Regions from separate parts of the Homo sapiens genome. Here region 1 is linked to region 2. Evidence: chromatin loops called from intact Hi-C (ENCODE). Cell type or tissue: ascending aorta. All regions are shown on one strand.

Evidence for each region. A loop is a pair of places that touch in the nucleus more often than their neighbours do. Peaks named below come from ENCODE experiments on the same cell type or tissue, not always from the same donor. Only the 100,000 strongest peaks of a DNase experiment are listed, where the experiment ranks them.
Region 1: it touches region 2 in a loop (10-fold over the local background); 5 of 110 quality-filtered maps call a loop at or near these places.

The regions. Positions count from the first base shown.
Region 1 is chr11:122,483,825-122,491,824 of GRCh38, forward strand. No RefSeq gene overlaps it. Among named protein-coding and RNA genes, the nearest start is that of MIR100HG, 65 kb to the left of the region's middle. In ascending aorta, no CTCF peak of the experiment used is centred here; a DNase peak (open chromatin) is centred at 3,165; H3K27ac peaks cover 1,950 bases.
Region 2 is chr11:122,363,724-122,371,723 of GRCh38, forward strand. The region is part of intron 1 of MIR100HG (mir-100-let-7a-2-mir-125b-1 cluster host gene); the gene reads right to left. Among named protein-coding and RNA genes, the nearest start is that of MIR100HG, 55 kb to the right of the region's middle. In ascending aorta, no CTCF peak of the experiment used is centred here; DNase peaks (open chromatin) are centred at 2,011, 2,488 and 4,308; H3K4me3 peaks cover 4,868 bases; H3K27ac peaks cover 4,404 bases.

The DNA of each region.
Region 1 (8,000 bases), 120 kb after region 2:
TGACCAAGTGGGATTTATTCCAGGAATGCAAGGATGGTTCAACATATGCAAATCAATCAATGCAATATATAGTATCAACAGAATGAAAGACAAAAACCATATGATCAATAACATAGATGGAACTGGAGATCATGATATTAAATAAAATAAACCAGGCACAGAAAGGCAAACATCACCTTTCTTGTGGAATCTGAAAATCAAAATTGAACTGAACTCATGGACGTAGAGAGTAGAAGGATGGTTACTAGAGGCTGGAAAGGGTAGCATAGGGTGGGAAGATAAAGCAGGGATGCTTAATGGGTACAAAAGAAAACACAAAGAATGAATAAGACCTAGTATTTGATAGCACAATAGGGTGATTATAGTCAATAATAACTTAATTGTACATTTAAAAATAACTAAATAGCATAATTGGATTTTTTATAACACAAAGGATAAATGCTTGAGGGGATACTCCATTTTCCATGATGTGATTATTACACACTGCATGCCTGTATCAAAACATCTCATGTACCCCATAAATATATACACCTACTATGTTACTACAGACAAAAAAAAGTGATAATTTCAACTGATTCTGGAAAAGCATTCAATAAAATTCAACATCCTTTCATAATAAAATCCATAAAAAACTGGGTACAGAAGGAACATACCTCAACATATTAAAATTCTTATATGACAGACTCAGAGCTAGTGTCATACTAAATGGGGAAAAATGAAAGCCTTTTCTCTAAGATCTGAAACACAACAAGGATGCCTACTTTTACCACTGTTATTCAATATAGTACTGTAAGTCCTAGATAGAGCAATCAGATGAGAGAAAGAAATAAAAGGCATCCAAAATGGAAAAGAAGAAGTCGAATTATCCTTGTCTGCAGATGACATGATCTTATGTTTTGGAAAACCTAAAGGCCCCCCCCCAAAAAAATTATTAAAACTAATAAAAAAATTCAGTAAAGTTGCAGGATACAAAATCAACACACAAAAACCAGTAGCATTTATACATACCAACAATGAACAATCTGTAAAAGAAATCAAGACAGTGATTCCATTTACAATAGCTACAAATAAAATTAAATTCTTAGGAATTAACTTAACCAAAGAAGTGAAAGATCTCTACAATGAAAACTATAAAACACTGATGAAAGGAACTGAAGAGGACACAAAAAATGGAAAGATATTCCATGTTCATGTATTGGTAGAATCAACATTGTTAGAAAGTTCATACTGCCCAAAGAAATCTACAGATTCAATGCAATCCTTATTAAAATACCAATGACATTTTTCACATTCTTCACAGAAATAAAACAAAATCTGAAAATGTATATGGAACTACAAAAGACTCAGAATAGCCAAAGCTATGTTCAGCAAAAATAATAAAACTGGAGGACTCACATTACCTGACTTGAATCTACACTACAGAGCTGTAGAAACCAAAACAGCATGGTACTGGCATGAAAACAGACACATAGACCAATGGAACAGGAGAGAGAACCCAGAAACAAATCCATACACCTACAGTGAACTCATTTTTGACAAAGGTGCCAAGAACATACAGTGGGGAAAAGACTCTCTTTAATAAATGGTGCTGGGAAAACTGGATATTCATAAACAGAAGAATGAAACTAGACTCCTATCTTTCACCATATACAAAAATTAAATCAAAATGGATTAAAAACTTAAATGTAAGCCCTCAAACTATGAAACTACTACAAAAAAAACATTGAGGAAACTCCAGGATGTTACTCTGGCCAAAAGTTAAAGTGATACCCGACAAGCACAGGCAATCAAAGGAAAAATGAACAAATGAGATCACATCAAGTTAGAAAGCTCCTGCACAACAAAGGAAACAATCAACAAAGTGAAAAGGCCACTCACAGAATGGGATGAAATATTTGCAAACCACCCCTCTGACAAGGAATTAATAACCAGAATATATAAGAAGCTCAAACAACTCTATAGGAAAAAAATTGATAATCCAATTTTAAAATGAACAAAAGATCTGAATAGAGATTTCTCCAAAGAAAACATACAAATGTCAAACAGTTATACAAAAAGATGCTCACCATCATTGGTCATCAGGGAAATGCAAATTAAAACTACAATGAGATATCATCCTGAACCAGTTAAAATAGCTTTTATCCAAAAGACAAGCAATAACAAATGCTGGCTAGGAGAAAGGGAACCCTCGTACACTCTTAGTAGGAATGTAAACTAGATCAACCACTGTGGAGAACAGTTTAGAGCTTCCTTGAAAAAACTAAAAATTGAGCTACTATATAATTCAGCAATTTCACTGATGGGCATATACCCAAAAGGAAGAAAATCATCATATCAAAGGGATATCTGCATGCTCATGTTTGTTGCAGCACTGTTCACAACAGCTAAGATTTGGAAGCAACCTAAGTGTCCATCAGCAGACAAATGGATTACAAAACTGTGGTAGATATATATAATGGAGTACTATTCAGCTATAAAAAAAGAATGAGATCCTATCATTTGCCACATGAATGGAAATAAGGGTCATTATTTTAAGTGAAATAAGCCAGGCACAGAAAGACAAACTTCACATGTTCTTACTCATTTGTGGGAGCCAAAAATTACAACAATTGAACTTATGGAGATAGAGAGTAGAAGTGATGGTTACTAGAGGCTGGGGACGGGTCTTGGAAAGTGGGAATGGCTCATGGGTACAAAACAATGATTAGAATAAATAAGTTTTTGGTAGCACAACAGGGTGACTAAATCAATAATAATTTAATTGTACATTTTTAAATAACTGAAAGAGTATAATTGGATTGTTTGTAATACAAAGGATAAGTGTTCGGTGGGATAGATACTCCATTTTCCATGATGTGATTATTACACATTGCATGCCTGTTTCGAAGTATCTCATGTACCCATAAATACATACATCTACTATGTACCCACAAAAATCAAAATAAAATTTAAAAAATTCCTACCTTTCTAGACTCTGCTTCATGACACTAGGGGAGGGACTTAGAAAACCTCATTTCTCCTTCCGAGTGGTCCCTGTTGGGCTATGCCAACAGGCTGTAAGGCTAGAGAAGGGAGAAGGAACATTGTTCTTCCTGTTTCTTTGTTGTTTCTCTAAGTGTTGCCCAGCAAACCTTAGTCATCTCAGCAGTGGCAGTTCGTTCCAGTAACAAGTGATCCAGGGTCCAGGTTTTTCACTCTCCCTTCTCACAGCCCCCTTAGAGCTATTAGTGCCAACTGAGCAGAACTCCTTCTGTAGATCTCCAGTCTCCATTCTGCATGGTCCCTAACCCAAGCTCCTGAGGCACCAGCAAGGGCAGAACCCCCTCCTCTAAGGAGGTCAGTCCCAGCTTCATGAGGTCATGGCTTGTCTCTTCGTCCTCCCTAAAGGGAACGGTCCTAGGGATGATGGTTGCTTCCTACAGTTACTGTCTCCAGGCTACCTCCGTGTTCCTTTATGCCTTCTCATTCTTCCCATACCTGTTTAACAAATTCCTAACATAAATCATCTGTTAAAAATTCATGTGGTTTCTGTTCTTGAGACAAGCCCTATTTAGGATTCTGTTTATGAATGAAGATAGTATTCAGAACAGCCTTAGCACAGGCTCCAGGCTCCTAACTGTTCAAGGAACTAGGGGGAAATGAAGTGGAATGGACATTTGAGAGGAGAAATAAGGCTTTGTTGATTGGCTCTCTCTTGTTATTGGGAGGATAAATGTTATAATTTTCTCAGCTCTTACTATGGGCTAAGTGCTTTGTATACATTATTTTATTTAATCTTACAAAGCACTTACTTTCATCATTTTACAGATTTAGCTAAAAGAGGTTAAGTAATTTGCTAAATGTCACCCAGCTAGTAAGTGGCAGAGCTGGGATCAGAACCTAAATCAGTCTTATACTAAAACTCATGCTCTATGAATCTGAAACCTATGAAACCCGTCTACTTAGCTTCAGCTACAGGACAACCAAAACCCATTTTTTATGTCCCCTTTGGTGCATGTGTCTTAGACTGCCCAGTTGTCAACATGCAGAGTGTAAGTTTACTCTAATGCCCTTCTCAAGTTCTGACTACCCATTTAGGACATGTAGGAATCTCCTTCACTAAAACTAAATGTCACAACGGGAGCTGGGAATGGCGGGCATCTGGAGAGGGTAGAGTTGGTCTGATTAAAACAAGGAAGGGGGAGAGAGTGAGAAGTAGAAACAATTAGAGCCATAACAGTTGAACCAATTAGTAGAAGAAGAATTGTAACCTAATGCTCAATAAGGAAGAAATCCACTTGTTCTAAATATTAGCATACTCCTCCCGTTATGCAGTGTCTACTCCCAGCAAGCAGTCTAACTTGTGGAACAGTCTGAGCTTCTATTCAGATCTAATCATCATCAGAAGCTTTTCACTGTTTTACAACACATTTTACACAAATGTGGCCCTTTCTTTGACCCTTTGACACTCTAGTCTCTGTGGTTCAACCATTTCCAAGTGAGCTAGCCATTGTCAGAGCTAAAATAAACCAGGGGCTTTTAAGTTGGAGTTCCCATGAGGCAGGCCAACCTTACTGCTTACTGTATGTGTAATGTCAAACAAGTGACTTCATCTTACTGCCCCCATCCCAAAAAAGAAATGTTAATAATAGCCATGATGTGTTAAGCACTATTTGTCATGCACTTTGCTAATATTTGGTGTGCACTGCCTCAATCTAATCTTCACAAAAAAAATCCTGTTATTAGCCCTCTTTTATAGATGAGGAAACTGATGCTTGCAGAAGTGAATGACCAGCCTAAGGCCCACAGCTGGTAAGTACGGAAGCAGAAAACAAATTTGTCTGACTCAAACACCTATGCTCCTGGCTTCCACCCAGAAGGAAGTAACTGGTACAAAACTTGCCTTCCCACTGCAAACAACTAGAAAGCCAGACAAAATACATGAAGAAACTATTTTCAGAGAGTGGGCTACAGGGAGCACAGGACTACAACCTGTGAAAGAAGGGAAGAAGCAAGTGAGCCCTAAGATAACCTATTATTCATCTGGAAGCAATGTCCAAGCAGCTTCATGGGGGTGGGAATCCAAGCAAAGTCTCAGGTTTTTACTGAAAAATCAGAAATAAGAATCCAGGTACAATACGAAAGATGACATTTGTAAGAAAGAATACAGAAAAGGAGGAAACTATGCAAAGAACGAGCTCCAGAAATATACGTAAGATTCCCGTCAAATCTTTGGCTAAATAGTAATCTGTGCATGTGCAGGGTGAAACTCCACAAGGCAAAACAAAAATTGACTCAATTCCAAGAAGATATAAACTGAACAATTCCGAAAGCCTAGAAGATATTCCAGTACTTGTCGCTCAGGATGGCGAGACCTTGTTGAACATGGAGAGGATTGAGGAAAAACATCAGAAAAGTCACATCTTGGTAGTATGGCTAAACTATCCTCAAAAATAAAGCCTCAAAGGCATTAAGCCAATCCGTAAATAACTTAACAGCCTGCCTAAAAAAAACCTAAAGATTTTTCAGGAAAGACCACAAAATGCAACATTCAACAATATAACATTCATAATGTCCAATATCCAATAAAAATCATTAGACTTGTGAAGCAGCAACAATTAAGGAGGAAAAGATGAGCCAATAGAAACAGACTTAGAAATGACAAAGATAAGAAAATTTGCAGAGAAGGATTTGAAACAGCTGCTATATAATTACATGATTTAAATTGAGATTTAAAGCAAGGATTGGCAAATTTTTCCTATAAAGAGCCAGATAGTAAATATTTCAAGCTTTGTAGGTCCCATACAGGCTCTGTTGCATATTTTTATTTTTTATAATCCCATATAATGTAAAAACCATTCTTATCTCACAGGGCATCCAAAAACAGGCCATCAGCTAGATTTGTCTCACAGACTGTAGTTCACTAACCCTTGATTTAAAAAAAAAATCATAACATATAGAAAGAAATGACAGATGTAAAAACAAAAGAATCAAGTGGCTCTTCTAGAAATAAAAGCTACATTAGCAAAGTTAATAAATTTACTGGATTACAGCATATTAAAAGATCAGTAAGCTTGAAAACAGCAATAAAAACTATCCAAAGCAATGCATGACACAGAAAAAAAACTGAAATAAATTGAATGAATCTTGGTGACCTGTGAAACAACTTCTAGCAAGCTAGTAAATGTGTAATTTGAGTTGTAGAAGGGGAGAAGAACAGAAATTGTATTTGAAAAAATAGTGGCTAAAATTTTTCCAAATTTGATTTTTAAGAAACGCCAGTTCACACCATAATCAAATGCCAAAAACCAATGATAAATAGAAAAGTTTAGAAGCATATACAGAAATAAAATGCATTACATTATCTAAACGGGGAAAACATAACTTGTCTGGACTTCTTATCAGAAATATTGCAAGTCAGAAGACAATGGAATTTCAAAGTACTAAATTAAAAGTCTTTCTTTACCTCTCTGCTAATCTGCCTCTCAATGAGTGTAGTAATAATTCTTAATACACATAATTTCTATAAGGACTGAATAAAATAATACCTCTTACTTTAAAAACTCTGAATATGAAATTTGTTATACTATTATTGTTAGTATTAACAATAATACTGTTAGTAATAATATTGTTACTGACAATAGTATCGTTAGTAATAATATTGTTACTAACAATAGTATTGTTAGTATACTGTTATTGTTAGTATTACTGTTCCTATTCTTATCTATTATTATTTCTATTATTCTATTTAAACATGAAGTAATCACACTTTCATATCTATACTACAAAATCCCAGACTTCTAGTATGGTAATCTGCCCTAAAGGATCTTTCAGGTTCATCTCCCTCTTCTCCCACATACATTTGCCTATTGGATTACTCCCTGTTCTCTGGTCCACTGTTTTATCACTTCTACGCCTTTGCACATACTTTAGCTAACCATTTTCAAGGCCTAGCTCAATGCACACGTCTGTTAGAATCTTTCATTGTCATCTTTCCAGAAGCAATTTCTTCCTCTTCTATGTTTCCCATATAAACATTTATACCAGTATTTCTCAAACTTTCACGTGCATAAGAATCATCTGGAGGGACGCCTGAGAGCTGGATTGTCATGAGCTCCTAAATGCTGTCAATGCTGCTGGTCTGAGCAGACCCCACTTTTGAGTAACAAGGTTTTATGCCTTTTCTTATGATTATATTTCTATTGTCTCGCCTTCTAGAATAACTCTTTAAAGAAGAGAACTGACTTACTTTTGCTTTCGTAATTATCATGGCACCTAGTAAGGGACTATGCAGCTAATTAATAATAAATAGATGATAGATAGAGAAATAGATATCATCTTAGCCAAACTCCTGGTTCCTAGTCAAACCAAACCTCACCTCTTGACACTTATTAATCCGTATCCAGTTTTTAAGTGTTGAGGGAAGGTGAAAAACCTAAGGTCTCTATGAAGCCATTTACCAATGTATAGCCCACTACACCATGATAGCTATCTGAAATTATGAGAAATTCACTGAGAATGATACTGTTGATAAAATTTTCACTCATCTTGCTGAATTTAAAATGTGAATTTGCTGAAACTTATTCTTGACACAAACACCATAAGTACCTTCTGTTTCTTGGGTAAAAAGGAGCACATGTGTGATATGCTGTATTCTGAGTAGGAAGATTGTTATAACTGAAAACAGAAAAGCATTTCTTCCAAACTCTTATAAACTTAATGGAGTCTCTGCATTTCAAAAGCTTCAGAGACTTTTTCTTCCATTCCCTACCCACAAACTCCATGCTCTGCAGGCTCCTGGATAGTGCTGCCTAACTATACACTGTATCCTGTCATGTGACTGACAGGGCCAGCTAGCAGCACCTCAACATTGTTTTGTACTGCAAGACTCAACATGTGTTTCCCCTTTGCAGAAATTACATCATGTCTCAGGAAGTCTCCTCTCTCCAACAGAACCAGCGGATATTCTCAGCCAAGGCTTTGCAAGTAAGAAAAGAAGATAAATGGATCCTGGTGCCGTT
Region 2 (8,000 bases):
ATGTGCCTTTACTTCTTTTTTTCTTTTTTCTTTTTTTTTTTTTTTTGAGACGCAGTCTCGCTCTGTCGCCCAGGCTGGAGTGCAGTGGCGTGATCTCGGCTCACTGCAAGCTCCGCCTCCCAGGTTCACGCCATTCTGCTGCCTCAGCCTCCTGAGTAGCTGGGACTACAGGTGCCCGCCACCATGCCCAGGTAATTTTTTGTATTTTTAGTAGAGACGGGGTTTCACCGTGTTAGCCAGGATGGTCTCGATCTCCTGACCTCGTGATCCGCCCACCTCAGCCTCCCAAAGTGCTGGGATTACAGGCGTGAGCCACGGCGCCCGGCCTTTACTTCTTTTTTGACTCCCACTGAACCTTTGAGACTGTAATTGACTCCCTTCCCTTCAGAGAGACTCCTCACTTCCGAGCAGCCTGCTTAGCCGCATTGGAAAGTTATGGAAGATAACTAGATTTGACTCAACAAATGTGCACTTATCTCAGACATATCTGCCTGGATAGCCTCCCTCTGGTCTCTCCGTGGACTAAGAGCAAGAAGAATAAGCGTTCTGCCTCAGTTAACTCTCTGTGCCATCTAGCACATTTTTGTATTTTCAATAAATATGCCTTAAGCACTATTCCTCTTGTGGTGTTAATTTACCAACACAAGTGCCCTGAGGATCTGTGGGTTGAGCTAAGAGCTGACTGGGATTCACAGTAAGAATAGTTCATGCTTACCTTGGGTGATACAACACAAGCAACAAATAAGAGCATATGCCAATCAAAACATTTTCGGGTTTAGTCTGCTGTGTGAGGCACCGTGCTAAGTACTTTACATGAATCCTTTCATATAATCCTCATAGCAACCCCTTGGTATCCCCATTCTACACATGATGAAAAAGAGATGCAGAGAAATTAGCAAAGCCCATGTGTATAGTCACCATACCATAGAACACACACTTTGGGATTCTACGGATAGGATTTAAATTCAAGTCTCCAACTCCTTGAGTGTGACTAACATACCATCTCCAGCTGGAGTTTTCTCCTTCGTAGTGTGACAATATCCAAAGTCCCTGGTGCTGCCACACTTTCCACCTTCATGAATCATGGAACTCCTCTTTTATATCCTATCTACCTCAGTAACCCAGGGATTCAGGATGGTCTAGAATTTCAAATCCCCAGTTGGGCAACCTGAATTCCCATGTAGCCTCTATCCTGACCTTAGGCAGCAAGTCATTCAATCTTTCGGTTTCCTCATTTGTCAAAAGAAAATGACAACACTGGCCCAATTTATTTTAACAGGTAGTGTTGAAGATAAGATCAAAGGAAATATGTCAAAGTCTTCTGAAAAGCTTCAAATACTTCTCAAATTATTACAGTAATGGATTCAGTTGGAGAACTTACTGCACAGAATGTCTTTGTCCAAAATCTTAAAATGAATGGGGAAACTGAGTTCAAGGTGCAGAAGTGGAACCCAGATTATTTCTATTCTTGTATAAGCAGAGGCTTGGACTGGAGCTCCAGGTATCTGTATGCTTGCTCCAGCCTAGGCGCTGCTTGGGGCAAATCACTGCACTTCACTACAAAATATGGATGTGATACCTACCTTCTCCCGAATCCTATGGGTAGGGTCTGAGCAGGAGACAAAAACACTCAGAAAACTTGAGACGAGAAAAACTCTAGAAAGTCAATTATATGCATTTTTTAATATGGTGTCAGATTTTTTTTCTCCCACTCATTTTCCCTTGTCTCAATCTAAATTTTATCCAGATGTGAACATGAAGAGGCCTGTCTTTGTTCATTCTCTGCTTCTTTGGTTTTCCTTTGTGCCTCAAAAGGTTTTGGTGCTATGCTTCAAGACACAGGTCATGAAGGGGAAACAGTTGGGGTGCTGTGGGGAGACTGCAGTATTAGGAACGAGGACTGAGGGTAAAGAGTTACAGCATGCTCCAGAATGTGCACCTCCTCTTTGCCAACGCAGAGACAAGGTGATGAAAAGATCCCTGGCTCCAGACAAATGCCCTCAGCCTTGCAAAGCCTTCCAAGAGGCAGCGTCCCAGAGTCCAGACTGCAAGTGACTTGCATGCGCACACACACACACACACACACACACACGCTCACACACACTCTTCCATGGAAAACTGTGCTCTCGCATCCCAGAAAAGGTTTGTTGTTTCAATTAAACCTCATCAATGCCACATGTCAGAGAAGAAAGAAAAAAACAAAACAAGACTCAATTACTTCAGCTATCTCCTTAGGGATTGATCTGTATCGAATAAACCACCATCTACACATGGGGAGAAGCTTTTACTTATGAAAAACAGAGGCAGGTGCAGAAGAGCAGCATTTGGTACTAAATCAAAGCTCTGGGAGCAGAAGGAAGTGGATTTAGACGCATCCACTTAGCTCCTCCTGATATCTAACTTGCAGGGTGGGGAACAGATCACAGCCTTGGCTGGGTCTGGCCTCTGCTTCCTGGTCCCCGCTGAGGTCCCGTCCCACTTTGCTCACTGCTTCAGCTGCCCGGTAAGAACAGATGGACAGAAGTTAAAAGAGCAAGGTCAGCTCATTGGCTAAGTCTCATTTCACACCCTGCCCCACCTCTATCATCCCTTTCTGGGACATAAAGATGAAGAAAGCAGGGCAGGGGTGTTGCTGCATTTGATTCTGGCTGAAACTATGGTCGTTTCATTTACATCCCCTGAATAGCTGGCGAGTCTGATTTACACATTGATAATATGTGATGCTTTGTATTCCAGCAAATATTTAATCCCTGACGGATCAATAATCCTCGCCTGGCTGTTCTTTTTTGAAAAGAAATAAATCCCCTTTTACTCTTAAAATTCTTGAATAAAATTAAAGTGCTTTAGCCTAGGATGCACTGCTCCTACACGAAGCCATGTGGTTTCATAACCTCAGTCCTCAGATGTTTTTAAAGGGGCCACCTTTGCTAACTTGATATTTTCTGAGATCCTAACATCTCTCCAATGAGTCCTCTGTGTTATCAGTTGATATTATAAGACAGCCCTTTAAGGCCTGGTATACTTTTTTAAAATTAAAAAGTAAAATTATTAACCTAAACTGAATCAGTATGTACATAGCATGCAGTATTTTTTTGCATTTTTTGCTTATATTCACCATGGCAGTCTTGATTTAAATTCTTTATTACAAACCTTTCTATAAACCATTTCCCTCCAAAACTACATTTTTAAGAAAACTCTATTCCTACACAGATTCTTAAAAAGCTATACTCCCGTCTTAGAGTTAAATTTGAATATTTTGAAAAATGCACATTAAACGTGGAAAGAGATGGCTCTCCTCTCTATAAGGGGCTCCCAAGGCAGCCTCAAAGCTCACCAAAAGTTCCAAAACAACATCCACAACAAAACAAACTCTCTTTCATCTCTGGCAGCAACAAAAGCAATAACTTTCACCAAACCTACCCAAGCCAAGAATTAATATAACACAGAACAACACATCCACATTCAGACCATTACGGCTACATCAGCTCACCACAATATTTGTTTAAAAAACACATAATTTGTGGTAGAGAGAAAGAACCTTTCATACAAAAAGAAGTTCTTTCAAATGCAAATTAACCAAAAGACATATTTTCCCTGTGTTTGGGAAATCACTCCAATACATGAAAAACATAGTTTTTGTGTGGAAAAAAAAAATCAGTGTACACCCACTAATTGAAAAGGCAATTACATTAGCTGTAGATTACCTTAACAGTTAAGAAAAGTTAACTCCTGGCTCCATAAGTCTTTAAGAACTTTATTAGCATTTACTGACCTAAGTAGTCTTCAGTTCCCAGGTAGCAAAGTTTCTTTTCTTCTCCACTGAAATGCTCATATGGACACTGAAGGACATTGTATTACTGAACTGATCGGAAAAGAATACTGTTTCCATTCTTCTGGAGGAAAAAAAAAATGGAAAGAAAGAAAAGAAAGATGGAAGGAAGGAAGGAAAGAAAGAAGAAAAAAAGAAAGAAGGAAAGAGAAAGAGGAAAGAAAGAAAAGAAAGGAAAGAAAGAAAGAGAGAGAGAGAGAGAAAGAAAAAGAAAGAAAGAAAGAAAGAAAGAAAGAAAGAAAGAAAGAAAGAAAGAAAGAAAGAAAGAAAGAAAGAAAGAGAGAGAAAGGGAGAAGGAAAAGCAAGGCAAAATGCAGTCTAATCGAGTATTCTTCCTGGTGGGGAAAAAAAAGTAAATCCACTATCCTGGAACGAGTTCAAACATAGCTTGACAGGCTCCAGGAGAATTTACACTGAGCATGCTTAGCCCCGCACTGCTTGCATGAGACACTCTTAATGAATATTACTTCCTTCCCACTGGCTATTCCTGCTGGAAGTCCACACCCACCCCTCTTTCAGAAGTCAGGAATTTAGCTTCAGCCAAAGTCCAGAAAACATGCTTATGCGGAGACAAGGCCTCACCGATCCATAAACTTTCAGGTTGTGACCTGCCGGTCAGTTTGACAAATAGAACATAGGGGTGAATTTTTTTTCTGCCCTTGGTTATGTTGCCAGCTTTATGCCTGTCCTAAACTGCAGTTCCTCTGGAGAAAAGAAAAACAGACAGCTTTCTTTCTGAAGAACATGACGTCCTCAACACCACAGTAAAGACCTTTCCTGATCAAGCTTCCAAACTGAAATCAGAATAAGGGTCATCTGCATATTAAAACACAACACTCGATGATTTTTAGCTTCTGGATAAAACAAAAGTCCTACCCCAAATGTATGCTTTTTGATAACTTACATAACACCTCTCTCAAAAATGCTGCATGCCAAAGCACTCTCTGAAAATATGTTCAAAATCCAGCTTTAACCTGCTATGTTGTCTAAACATTGGACTTGTATACATTTAGGTCACACTAAAAACTGACTTTCTTTTTCAAACAATGCTTTCTCTTTCCCTAAATCCCTCTGTCATGTTTAATGACAGGAGACCTGAAATTCTGAAAATTTAAAAATAGATTACTTTTCTGACAGTCTGAGAAGGCAAGATTCTTGCTCTGCCAAAAAATCAGGGGAGTGGGGAAAGGGGAGGATAAGCAGGTGAGGGCCTGATATAGACCGCATAGTAAAAGAAGGGCATTTTAGATTTTAAAATTAATAATAAGGTACTTTTTTGTTGTCCATTTGATATTTCTAGGGTGCCATTTATATGTATCAAATTACAAGTTATAAATATTATTAAATACTCATTTGAACTGTAATGCTTATTTGCCTAGACACACACACATACATGCACACACAAAAACACACACCCCAATTTGTGGTTTGAAAAAAATGATGTCACAAAGCATCAAAAGGCAATAGAAATTTTCTAAGTCTCCAAGAAATATGGCGTGCCCAGTGTCTAATACAAAGCCTGCCTGGCCAGCATTGATTCTTTGGATTAATAAAGGATGCATCTATGAACCTGATACGTAAATCCGTTGCCTCTCCATGCCTGTAACACTTTACGCAGCCCACTGCTGAGCTGCCATGATATGTTCTCCCTATGGAAGATCTTTGTAGCATAAAATACGTCTTTGCCCACTATTCAATAAATAAAATCTCCGCAGACATATTTTCCTTGTGGTAACTATGAGCTTTTTGGAGACTTTAGGCATGGTGGTTGTTTTGTTTGTTTTTATGCTTTGCCTAAGGGAAGAATAAAATGTAGCCCCCTGCCCCAAGTGTGCTTATTTATATTACAAGAGCAAACTAAGTTTTCAGCAGTTAGACGAAGCCCAAGAGAAATCAGGCTTTGAAAGGCTAAGTAATCCTCGTGACCACACATAAGGTAAGTATAAAATAGGAAGGACATTTATTCATTTGACTCAAAGAGATTGCCTAGAGACAAGGTCCCGCAACACAGAGTACAGGGACCCTTCTCTGTAGACAGCTTACCTCCCTGCCATCGGGGTGCAGTTTCTTTTGTCTCCTTCCATGAGGATGACTCTCTCCCCTGAAGCTAAGGGGAGACACAGAAGCCTGTGTAGGAAACACAGGAGCCTGAGTAGAACCATGCTGTTTCCAGCTTGAATGTTAAAACCACTCTGTGTAAAGCTGAGATAGTCTTTACAGTGCCATCACACTCATTAATTCAATTAGCAAATATTCATTGAGCCCCTACACTGACATTCATTTGGGTGCTGGAAATTGGGACGTGACTAAGACAATGTTCCTGCACTCAGGGAGTTTACATTCTGGCAATTAGATGTTTAATGGAAAACATTAGATGTTTAATGGAAAAAATTCAAGATGTAGGCTGGGTGCGGTGGCTCACGCCTGTAATCCCAGCAATTTGGGAGGCCGAGGCGGGTGGATCACCTGAGGTTGGGAGTTCAAGACCAGCCTGACCAACATTGAGAAACCCCGTCTCTACTAAAAATACAAAATTAGCTGGGCGTGGTGGTGTATGCCTGTAATCCCAGCTACTCGGGAGGCTGAGGCAGGAGAATCACTTGAACCCATGAGGCGGAGGTTGTAGTGAGCCGAGATTGCGCCATTGCACTCCAGCCTGGGCAATAAGAGCAAAACTCTGTTTCAAAAAAAAATTCAAGATGTAAATAGTAAATACATTTACAAACTGTGATAAGTCTAAGAAAGAACTAAAAGGGAAATGATGAGAAAGAAACAAGCCATGTGTGTTGGGGGCTGAGGGACAGAGCATCAGGAAAATGGAATAAATATTTGGGAAAATCATTAGTAACCAATCCAATATAAGTTAAAATGAAAAAAATATGTGGCATGGCTGGATTAAAGCCTTGAATGCAACACTAATGCATTTGGATTTCATATGGTATATAATGGGAAGCTATTGAGGGCTTCTGAGAAGAATTATTTTACTAATTTGACTATGACTATTCTTTATAGCAGTTTGTAGGATACACTGGGGATGAGCATGAAAAGACCAAAGCTTTTGGAAGAGCCAAGATTGGCAGAGGTGAGGAGAACACCTAATCTAGGACAATGCAAATACTGATGGAGGAGAGAAGACAGCAATGAGAGGTATTATTACTTATTTATTTATTTATTTATTTATTTATTTATTTTATTTATTTTTTTGAGATGGAGTCTTGCTCTGTCACCCAGGCTGGAGTGCAGTGGTGCCATCTCAGCTCACTGCAACCTCTGCCTCCTGGGTTCAAGCAATTCTCCTGCCTCAGCCTCCCAAGTAGCTGGGATTACAGGTGCCCACCACCATGCTCAGCTAATTTCTGTCTTTTTAGTAAAGACAGGGTCCCACCATGTTGGCCAGGCTGGTCTTAAACTCCTAACCTCAGGTGACGCACAGGCCTCGGCCTTCCAAATTGCTAGGATTACAGGTGTGAGCCACCGTACCAGGCCGAGAGATATTATTGAGGCAGAATGACAGGCTTTGACAACTAACTGGATGTGCAGATTAGGGTGAGAAGGCATTTAAGGGGAAGGCTAAGATTTCTGGTCTCAGTAGCTCTCAGTAGATCAGGAGCTCAGACATCTCTTCACTTACTTTATACCTGAACTCATGCAGCCGAAGATAGCTGGACCAAAATGTACAAGCACGTCAACTGTTCTCACATTACACTCTTGCTCACTAAACCTCACATGGGTTCTTAAGCAGATGGTGAGAATGGAGAATGATGGTCTCTTAAGCAGAAATGGAGAAATCTAGGGAAAGAAATATCTGGCACATGGTGAACTCAAATATTTACTGGATGTATGGAATATGGAGTTGAGGGTTAGGGGGATATCCATCCTACACTATTATTTTACTTGGGAATTTTATTTAGCTGTTAATAGGGACCTGATAATAGTCAAACACCTAAGGGTATATTTTTCTCTCATTTAAAAAAAAAAATCTGTGATTGAGAGTTCAAAACATGACTACCTGGGACCCAAATCCTTCTATCTTTTTGGTTTCCCATTCTTAATGCAAGGTGTCCAGCTTCAGTTTTACGTTATGGTTCATTGTGGACTATGCCTAATTTTGAGTAAATGCACAAACGTAACAGTCAACTCTAGAAAATGGTTTGGTAGCCAAGGAACCAGG